Regions from separate parts of the Mus musculus genome. Here region 2 is linked to region 1. The links are chromatin loops, found by intact Hi-C in ENCODE. Cell type or tissue: heart. All regions are shown on one strand.

Region 1 (4,000 bases):
CACAGCACAGGGGCACAGCACTGTGCTGTGTTATTCACGGCTACACACATACATACACACACACACACTTACTTTATCTCTGAAAAATGGGGTCTTACTTTTGCATTAAGCAGTTACATTCTTATATATTTTACAGAATTACTTTAAAACGGGTGGGCGGGGAGATAAGGAGAGAAAAGAGCACAAGTGTCCTCCATCCCCAGCAAAGGTAGAGTTCGAGGCTCTCCCCACCTACATGGCCTATTCCAACATGCCTTCCAAAGGGCTCTGACTCAGAACCTCAGCAAACCCCTCCACATAAGTTCCCATCTTAGTGGACTCCCACCCTACAAATGAAGAGATCGCAGCACTGATCCACAAAGCCCCTTACATTTAGCAGCCGATCCCAAGGAAGAAAAGCATCCATATTTTGTTAACGTTCAGTCCAACGTGAGAATGCTACAGTCCAAGATCAGCCAAAGAGCTCTAATAAAAACACATCGATTCACATTGGCCAGGCCAAAACGGTCTGCTATAGTGTGCTCAAACACCCTCGCCATGTCCACCCCTCTGCCCAACAGTTTCCATTTCCAAAGAAGGAAGCAAGTAAGTGCTCCTAGTGAGAGCTGATTCTGTGCACTGGGCCAACTTCAGAACGAACGAGCAGGATCTTTCCCGCATGGGCTAAGAAGTGGGGCAAGCTCGAGTCTGCCATGCAGGGCCATAGCCAGGGCTACCCATTAAAGTCTGCCAGAAAATAGTCTTCAATTCCAGGAGGTGACTACCTGCTATGGCCAACATAAAGACCCAAGTTCAAATCCCCAGCATCTACAAGAAAAGTGAGAAACAGCTCTGCTCACCTGTGACCCCAGCACTGGGGGCAGAGACTGGAAGATCCTAGAGATTTGGTGGCCAGGCAGCCTAGAGAAAGTAATGTGCACCTGTTTGCTGACAGACCCTGTCTCAAGGCAACAAGGCCAACAGAGGCCTCCATGTGCCCACACACTGACATGCCTGCACCACACTCAGGACACACACAAACATAAATTAAATGTAAAGAATACTTAAAATTGCAAAGGACCTCACTTTGTGTAAAAACATCCCAAGAATGTCACAAGGCATGTGGCCGTGAGGCCTTGGGAAGAACAGTGCAAAAGAACGCTTTAGTGCATCTTCATCTGAGAAAGCACGTGAATTGCCTCCCCTTGTCAATCACTGTCAGGGCCAATGACATGCTTGTCCCTTCCTTGGGGTCCACCCGACTGTGACAATCGGCTTATCAATCATACGCCATAAGCGCTTTAGCCACTCCCTCCCCACAAGACACACATGGATGCTTGCCTCTCCCAGAAGACACCTCTCCAGGGGCAGACACCTCACTTCTTCTGAAGTGCCCCAGGTCTTGAACTGGGCCACCCATTGACCCACATACTGCAGGGAACAGCCTGAACAGCATTCACAATGAAGACTCCACAGCACTGTTCCTCACTGTACGGATGTCTAATAGCACAAGCAGGCGATGAGTCTGCCTTGCCTCCTTTAGCCCTGGCATGCTAGTATGTAAAACAGCACCCAGAAGAGGGAGGGAGACAGAAAACAGCTTCCTAGGTGCTGCTGTGGGGAGGAAGAAACAAATGGATACCTTCAGAACAATCTAATCAATAATTCATAACAAAAAATGTAAAGCAGTGTGCACACTCCCGAGGATATTCTGGACATAGTTTAAGAAAAATCCTACTGGACATAAAACTCTAAAAACAAAGACTAAATGTCCCAAGTTGTTGACATTTAATAAATATGTCCAGGAACCCAGTGCCCAATTAATTAGTTAAAGTATAAGTAGTTAGGCATAGAAGTTTCTCTCTAACAGATGGTATAACAGGCTTCAAAGGGGAAAGGAAATTAAACTCTAAAGTTGGCTCTCTATGGCTACTCTAACAAACATCAGACCAAAAGAAAGATGCGCGTGGAGGGCCAGCATCAGCTGTCTCTTCCTTAGAACAACAAAACCAGAACAGCCAGGCAGCAGGGCCTCCCCACACTGTGCACCCCCTCTGCTGAGCTCCATTCCCAGGCCAGAGCAGGATATAAAAAGCCTGGCCTCGTGCCAGCTGCCAAGACCACACACACCCAGTATTTTTAACTTAAGGAGGCCTAAGGATCAGGCCACCAGGAGGGCACCAGGAATGTACACAGAAGCTTAGCAACCTCCAGCCAGGATGGCGGTCTGCAGCCGAGCTCTGCAGCGGAGCTCTTTCCCAGCTCCCTGCTTGATTCCGGACCTGCTCTAACAGTGGCAGAGCTGTGAGAGACAGCATCTTGAAAGCTGATAAGAGTGAGTAGATGGTTCACGCTGAAAGAGCACGCAGGGTTTCAAAGACCATATGCAAAGCTCTGTAAACAGCAGCAGGAATGCTAAATACTGGCCGGCAGGCCGGCAGGCCGGGGAAGCTGGACTCTTTATTTTTCATTCCTGACACAGAAGGATACAAAGTTGACTTGTTATAATTGCTCTAACAGTTTGCTGTTGTTGTTTTTAGTTTCACACTGGTCTTGGCACTGGGCCACACATACAGATACTATGAAGCTGTGCCTGTAGATAAAATTCCTGATTGCCCTACTACAGTTAACTTATTTTCTGGGTTGCTTAATAAGTATGAATCAGAAGGTTCTTTTTCCATTCTGTTCTCTATTGCTAAAAATTGCATTAAACACAAACTTTAGTAAAAAAAAAAAAAAAAAAAAACCTTTTGCCTGTGATACATGCCATTCTGTCTTTCTCTGAGGAGTGAGGCTAGCCATATCTGTTAGATTGTTAGTATCAATTATGAAAACATGATTATCTTCCAATAGGAGTAGGTGGAGACCAGCAAGGCAGGGCTTCAATCAAGGAGCCTGCAGCTTCCAGCATCAGGGAGAGCATCAGCAGGCAGCAGGCAGAGCTGCAGCCCTGAGGGTCTACTCCCACCACAGAGAGTATCCTCTGGGCCCAGCCTGTGGCCCTTGCCTTCCTGTGGTGCTGCTCTGCTAACCCTTGTCCCAGTTCACCTTAAAACTGTCCCTTCCCACCATCCCTCACAGCAGCCCCCCTCACAGGCACTCAGCAACCCTAGCCTGGCCTCCTGTGGATGGGCAGAGAACCCACTGGCCTAGAGGCTGTCCTCCCAGCCCTACCCTGCACACCCGAGGGAGCAATCACTCTGAAAGCACTGCCTCAGTACCACGAACTTTCTCCTGGCTAATCTACACAGAGACAGCCCCACCTCACACAGCTCCTCAGGCCAGGGCCCTGCCAACAATCGACCCCGCAGATACTTATCTCCTGAAGTCCCCTCTGGTCTTAATGCACACACTTCTGGAGCCAGAGTGTTACCAGGTGGCACACTGAAACCCAAACATGTAGACAACAGTTTGTAAGAGAAGCTCTTACTAAAAATGTCTCTACAGGTTTCCATAAACAGATCAAGGCTCCTGTTTATAACTATGTATGGACCCCCACGGAAGGAACAATGAAAAGGTAAAAGTCTAAATCTGTGAGGGCAGAGAAAACATGAGCTGGGGTAGCAGCAGGCAAGAGGTCAAAGAATTTTTGGAAGGAGAAAAGCAGAGAGACAAGCGATAATTAATGTTTTAATTTGTTCTAGGTGAGAGGATAAGAAGCAAGCTAATTAAAGCACGAAACCCCAAAGACTCAGGAATCAGGGTGGTGGGAGCTGGACAGAAAGACCTGCAATGAGGAACACAGAGCCCCCTTCCCTGTCCTCACCTCAGGCAGAGGAGGACTGCCATCTGGAGGGCCAGCAGGAGAGGAGCCATGGAAACAGTGTGGCGGGGAGGGACACAGCAGACCCCCCTCTCTGAGAGCAATGGATACCTTAGTGGGAGAAGCATGCAGACAACACAAGAGGGGCCTCAAAGAAAATGGCTCAACTCCCACTCCGTCATCTAGTCCACCAGGGCAACTGGTCAACCAAGGACACAGAACTTTCTCTTTGAAAGTAGAACCTTACAGTCACCGGTT
Region 2 (4,000 bases), 74 kb before region 1:
TCTAATACACCCATTTAGGCATAAGAAGTAATCATTAATTGTTAAATGTAATTTAATTTCTGAGAGTGAGTCTGTACCCTATTTGAAGATGTCAACATACAGGGATGCTAAGAAAAGCCTAAGGGGCAAGGGGAGTTACTCAAAAAATATTTGGGCAAAATAGTTGCACTTCAAAGGGAGCTCACCCCATTGTGAGTGTGAAGCCGGCAGGGCAGCACGTGGTAACCTGTGAAGCCTGGAGCTGGGCGGAGCTGCCAGAGATGGGCAGCGGACTGAAGTGAGGCTACTGCGTCGGCCAGCCGACCACGGGCCACTTTCTATTTCCACATCTGGGAATTTGAGCTCAAAGCAGACAAAATCTGAATCAAATTAAATACATAAAATGCACACATGTAAACTGGTTAATATTAATCCTGTTTTGCTTTGTTAATTATCTTTGGAGACTATAATGTGTTCCGGGTTTAGCTCATAAAACAGCATTTAAAACAGCATAAAACAAAAACAAAAACAAAAACCAACCAACCAAAAAAAAAGTCCACTAAACCCAAACCAGTGCATGTCTAAAGCAAAGGCCCCTGTTCCCCTGGGGAACAACAGGCAGAGGCTTGGTGTAGAATGAAGACACCGGTGGGGGCTGGGGTGGAGAGCTCTCCCCCCTCCTGAGTCCGGATGGAGCGCTAACCTTGGACCTTGTACAACGGGGTGAGAAACTGCTCCGCTGTGGAGCTGTATCCCTGGCCAGGAAGAGCAAGGACATCTGCAGCGTTGAGAAGAATCTCTTCAGGCACCATGTCCTTTGCAGGACTTTAAATGTACAACTGAATTCACGCTGCTCAACGGGGTAGCCTTTTCTACAGACTAAAAGAGAACATCTTCTGAAAATTTCATGCTAAAAAAAAAATCAAGTTCTCTGTCACTTGAACCCTCCATAAGGAAAAAAGACAATTATATTCTAGGTCCACAAATGCATACATCGAAAAATATATTCATTCAGGGAAGAGGAATTTGAAGCAAATTAAACTAAGAAATATTCTTCCAAAATAGGCAAAAATCAGTCAATCAGTCAAAAGTATATCAAATTGAGTAATGCAAAGGAATCTATGTCCACTGGAGAATAAAATTGCTGTCATTCATCTTTCTTTCTTCCTTCCTTCCTTCCTTTCTTCCTTTCTTCCTTTCTTCCTTTCTTTCTTTCTTTCTTTCTTTCTTTCTTTCTTTCTTTCTTTCTTTCGTTTTTTGAGACAGGGTTTCTCTGTGTAGCCCTGGCTGTCCTGGAACTCACTCTGTAGACCAGGCTGGCCTCGAACTCAGAAATCCACCTGCCTCTGCCTCCCGAGTGCTGGGATTAAAGGCGTGTGCCAGTGTGCCACCACGCCTGGGATCACATTTCTTAAAAACACACACTGTGCCATCCTAGAAGCAAAGTCAGTGAGACAGCCCACGAAGACACCTAACAGCTAACGGCTTTACTATTACTCTGTGGGGAGGGCCATGCTGTCCAGCCACAGAAACCCTGAGAGCCCTGGGAGGCATCTTTCCAGCTCATGGCCCCTCCCAGGGCAGTGACTCTTCTTTTATTAGCAGTGCATGCAATTCTTTGACTGAAGCGCCCGCTCCCAAGTAAGCCTGTTGAAAACAGTCCTCAGAAGGTGCTGGGTTACTACCTGACGGCAGCCTTACTCCAGAGCAGCCAACTACAAAAGCTCAACCCGACCCCCAGTGCTGAGCAGGGGCTGGCACTGCTCCTAGGCAGGCAACAGCAGCAGTGGGGAAATAAAGACTAGGAAAGACCCTGTCCGCATCACAGCATTAGGGACACTGAAGAGTGCACAGAGATGGAGGGTGGGGTAGCAGGAAGCTGTTACCTTCCCTTGGTGGACTGTGACTCACTCTGTCTGGCCTACTTTACAGTGGATGCTCACCATGTCATGGCGCAACGCATGCCAGAAAGCAAAAATTAGTAAAGATAAGCAGAAAGACTGGTAACACACTCACTGTACTTCCCAAATCAAAATCTAAAATCTTTGTAGAAACAAAGTATTTATTTGGTAACTTTAACAGCACATGTAATAAACTTGGCAACATTAGAAAGGAGTGAAGAGTTCAGAGAACACAGACTGTCTTGCTTCACAAGGCTGGCTGCCCTTTTGCCCAGTGCAGGGAGACATTCTTGGCCTACACACACGCACATGCACACCCACACGAGCGCACACGACTTGAGTCCTGCAGCCTGCTCCTGAACCGCTTTCCACCCTGCACTGTATAGCAGGCCTGCGGAGACGGTGACCGACAGGTGTTCTTGCTTCTCTTCTTTCTCCTGGACTTGCCTTTCCCCTAGACGTCCTGTACTCCTGCCCAAGAAAGACTACCACACGAATCACATAAGCAGGGCACAGCGGGAGCCTCTGAGCTGCTACATGTCTCTGGTAATAAAAGGCCAAACAAGGTCTAGGCTCTTTGGTGGCCAAAGTTCCTAAATAAAGCCCATGTTTCCCTTCACAAAAATATAAAGGGCACCAGGATGGAGGATGAGGGGCAGTAGGAGCCACACAGAGGGCCTCCTGCAGACTCACCTCACGCACCTGACGCTCTGCTCTGTAAGGAGGGAAGAGAGTTCAGCTCTATTGCTCTTTCTTAAATACTAACAGAAAAGGCCTACAGTGACCATGAAGGAGATCAAGGGTGTTTTGAGGCAACTCAGTCTACAGAAGTCATTTTCCAGAGAGGAGAAGCAATCACCCTGAGGCAGCATGGCTTAGCTACTCAAGAGCAGAGCTGGGCTGAGGCCACGAAACACTGGCACAAGCAGGTCCCCTGACAGAGCGTGCCTTCCATACGAGTCATGGCAAGTTGGTCGTTTCTGTAAGGAAGAGAAGGTGAAAGATGCACGCTACTTCCAAGCGAGCACTTTCTAAATCTCAGAAAGCAAACAGTCCAGTGGTCAACATTTGTGTCCTAAAGCCATTTTATATAACACCAACACAACAGTAGCTACCTTATAACAAATGATTGCCAAAATTACTCATTTAGAATCAGAGCCAGGTGGTGAAGGCACAGGCCTTTAATCATTGAACTCAAGCGGCAGAGGCAGGAGGATCTCTGCGCTTGAGGCCAGACTGGTCTACAGATTGAGTTCCTGGACAGCCGGGGCTACACAGAAAAACCCTGCCTTGAAAAAAATTAATTAACTAATTAATATCAGAAATAATATTCACACATGCATTGAACTACCATATGTGTAAGCACATACACACTGGCTAGTGCCAATGGACACTCCTGGGGTCTTGGAAACAAGCGACTAGATCTCCACAGCACAGCCTGAAACTGGGCGAAACCAGCTGTGGCACCAGCTGGCAACATTACCTGCAAGCTTCGCTCTTTAACAGGATGGATGCATTAGAAAGACAAGCAGTTGAGGAGGCTTAGCCACCTTTTTGCGGCTTAAAGCTTTTCTCTCTCTTTTATTCCAGGCTTAAACAAAGTTCAGTGGGGCATCCAACTGCCTGTTTTAAATTACAGACTGTATTTTAAAATAGAATGCATGCGCAGCGTGCACCCGAAGCTAGGGGTGGGAGTGTTATTCATGGAAAATTGAAGGCTTGTTGAGTCAATAATCTTCTTTCACACAGTAACAATTTTCAGCTAAAATTTCTTGACCCAAACAAAGGAAAACAAGACCATTCAGTTATTTTACAACAATTTAGAGAAGGCAAAAAGAAAAAGATGAGGGGGGGGGGGCGCGGAGCACGCTCTAAAGTCATATGCACTGTGGCAAAAGAAAAGAAGATTTTGGTTGGGGGAACCTTCTATTTATTCCAACTCTTAAACTGACAGTTAATATTAAGAATAGTTACTTCTAGATCCAAAAAAACATAAATACTAGTAACCAGTGCACGGATGCTAGTGTGAGTGCCTGCTGGTCACATGTCCCTGTTACAGCAAACAGATGTGTGCCTTCTCATCACCTGCAAAGTGACAATCTGTAAAGTGAGAGCCATTT

The links. Peaks named below come from ENCODE experiments on the same cell type or tissue, not always from the same donor. Only the 100,000 strongest peaks of a DNase experiment are listed, where the experiment ranks them.
Region 2: it touches region 1 in a loop (1.8-fold over the local background); 3 of 42 quality-filtered maps call a loop at or near these places.

Annotation. Positions count from the first base shown.
Region 1 is chr17:5,056,672-5,060,671 of GRCm38, reverse strand. All of the region lies in intron 2 of Arid1b (AT rich interactive domain 1B (SWI-like)), which reads right to left. Among named protein-coding and RNA genes, the nearest start is that of Arid1b, 64 kb to the right of the region's middle. In heart, CTCF peaks have their summits at 2,147 and 3,780 (motif pointing left); a DNase peak (open chromatin) is centred at 2,111; H3K4me3 peaks cover 1,252 bases; H3K27ac peaks cover 899 bases.
Region 2 is chr17:5,130,714-5,134,713 of GRCm38, reverse strand. The region is part of intron 4 of Arid1b (AT rich interactive domain 1B (SWI-like)); the gene reads right to left. Among named protein-coding and RNA genes, the nearest start is that of Gm34854, 92 kb to the left of the region's middle. In heart, no CTCF peak of the experiment used is centred here; no DNase peak of the experiment used is centred here.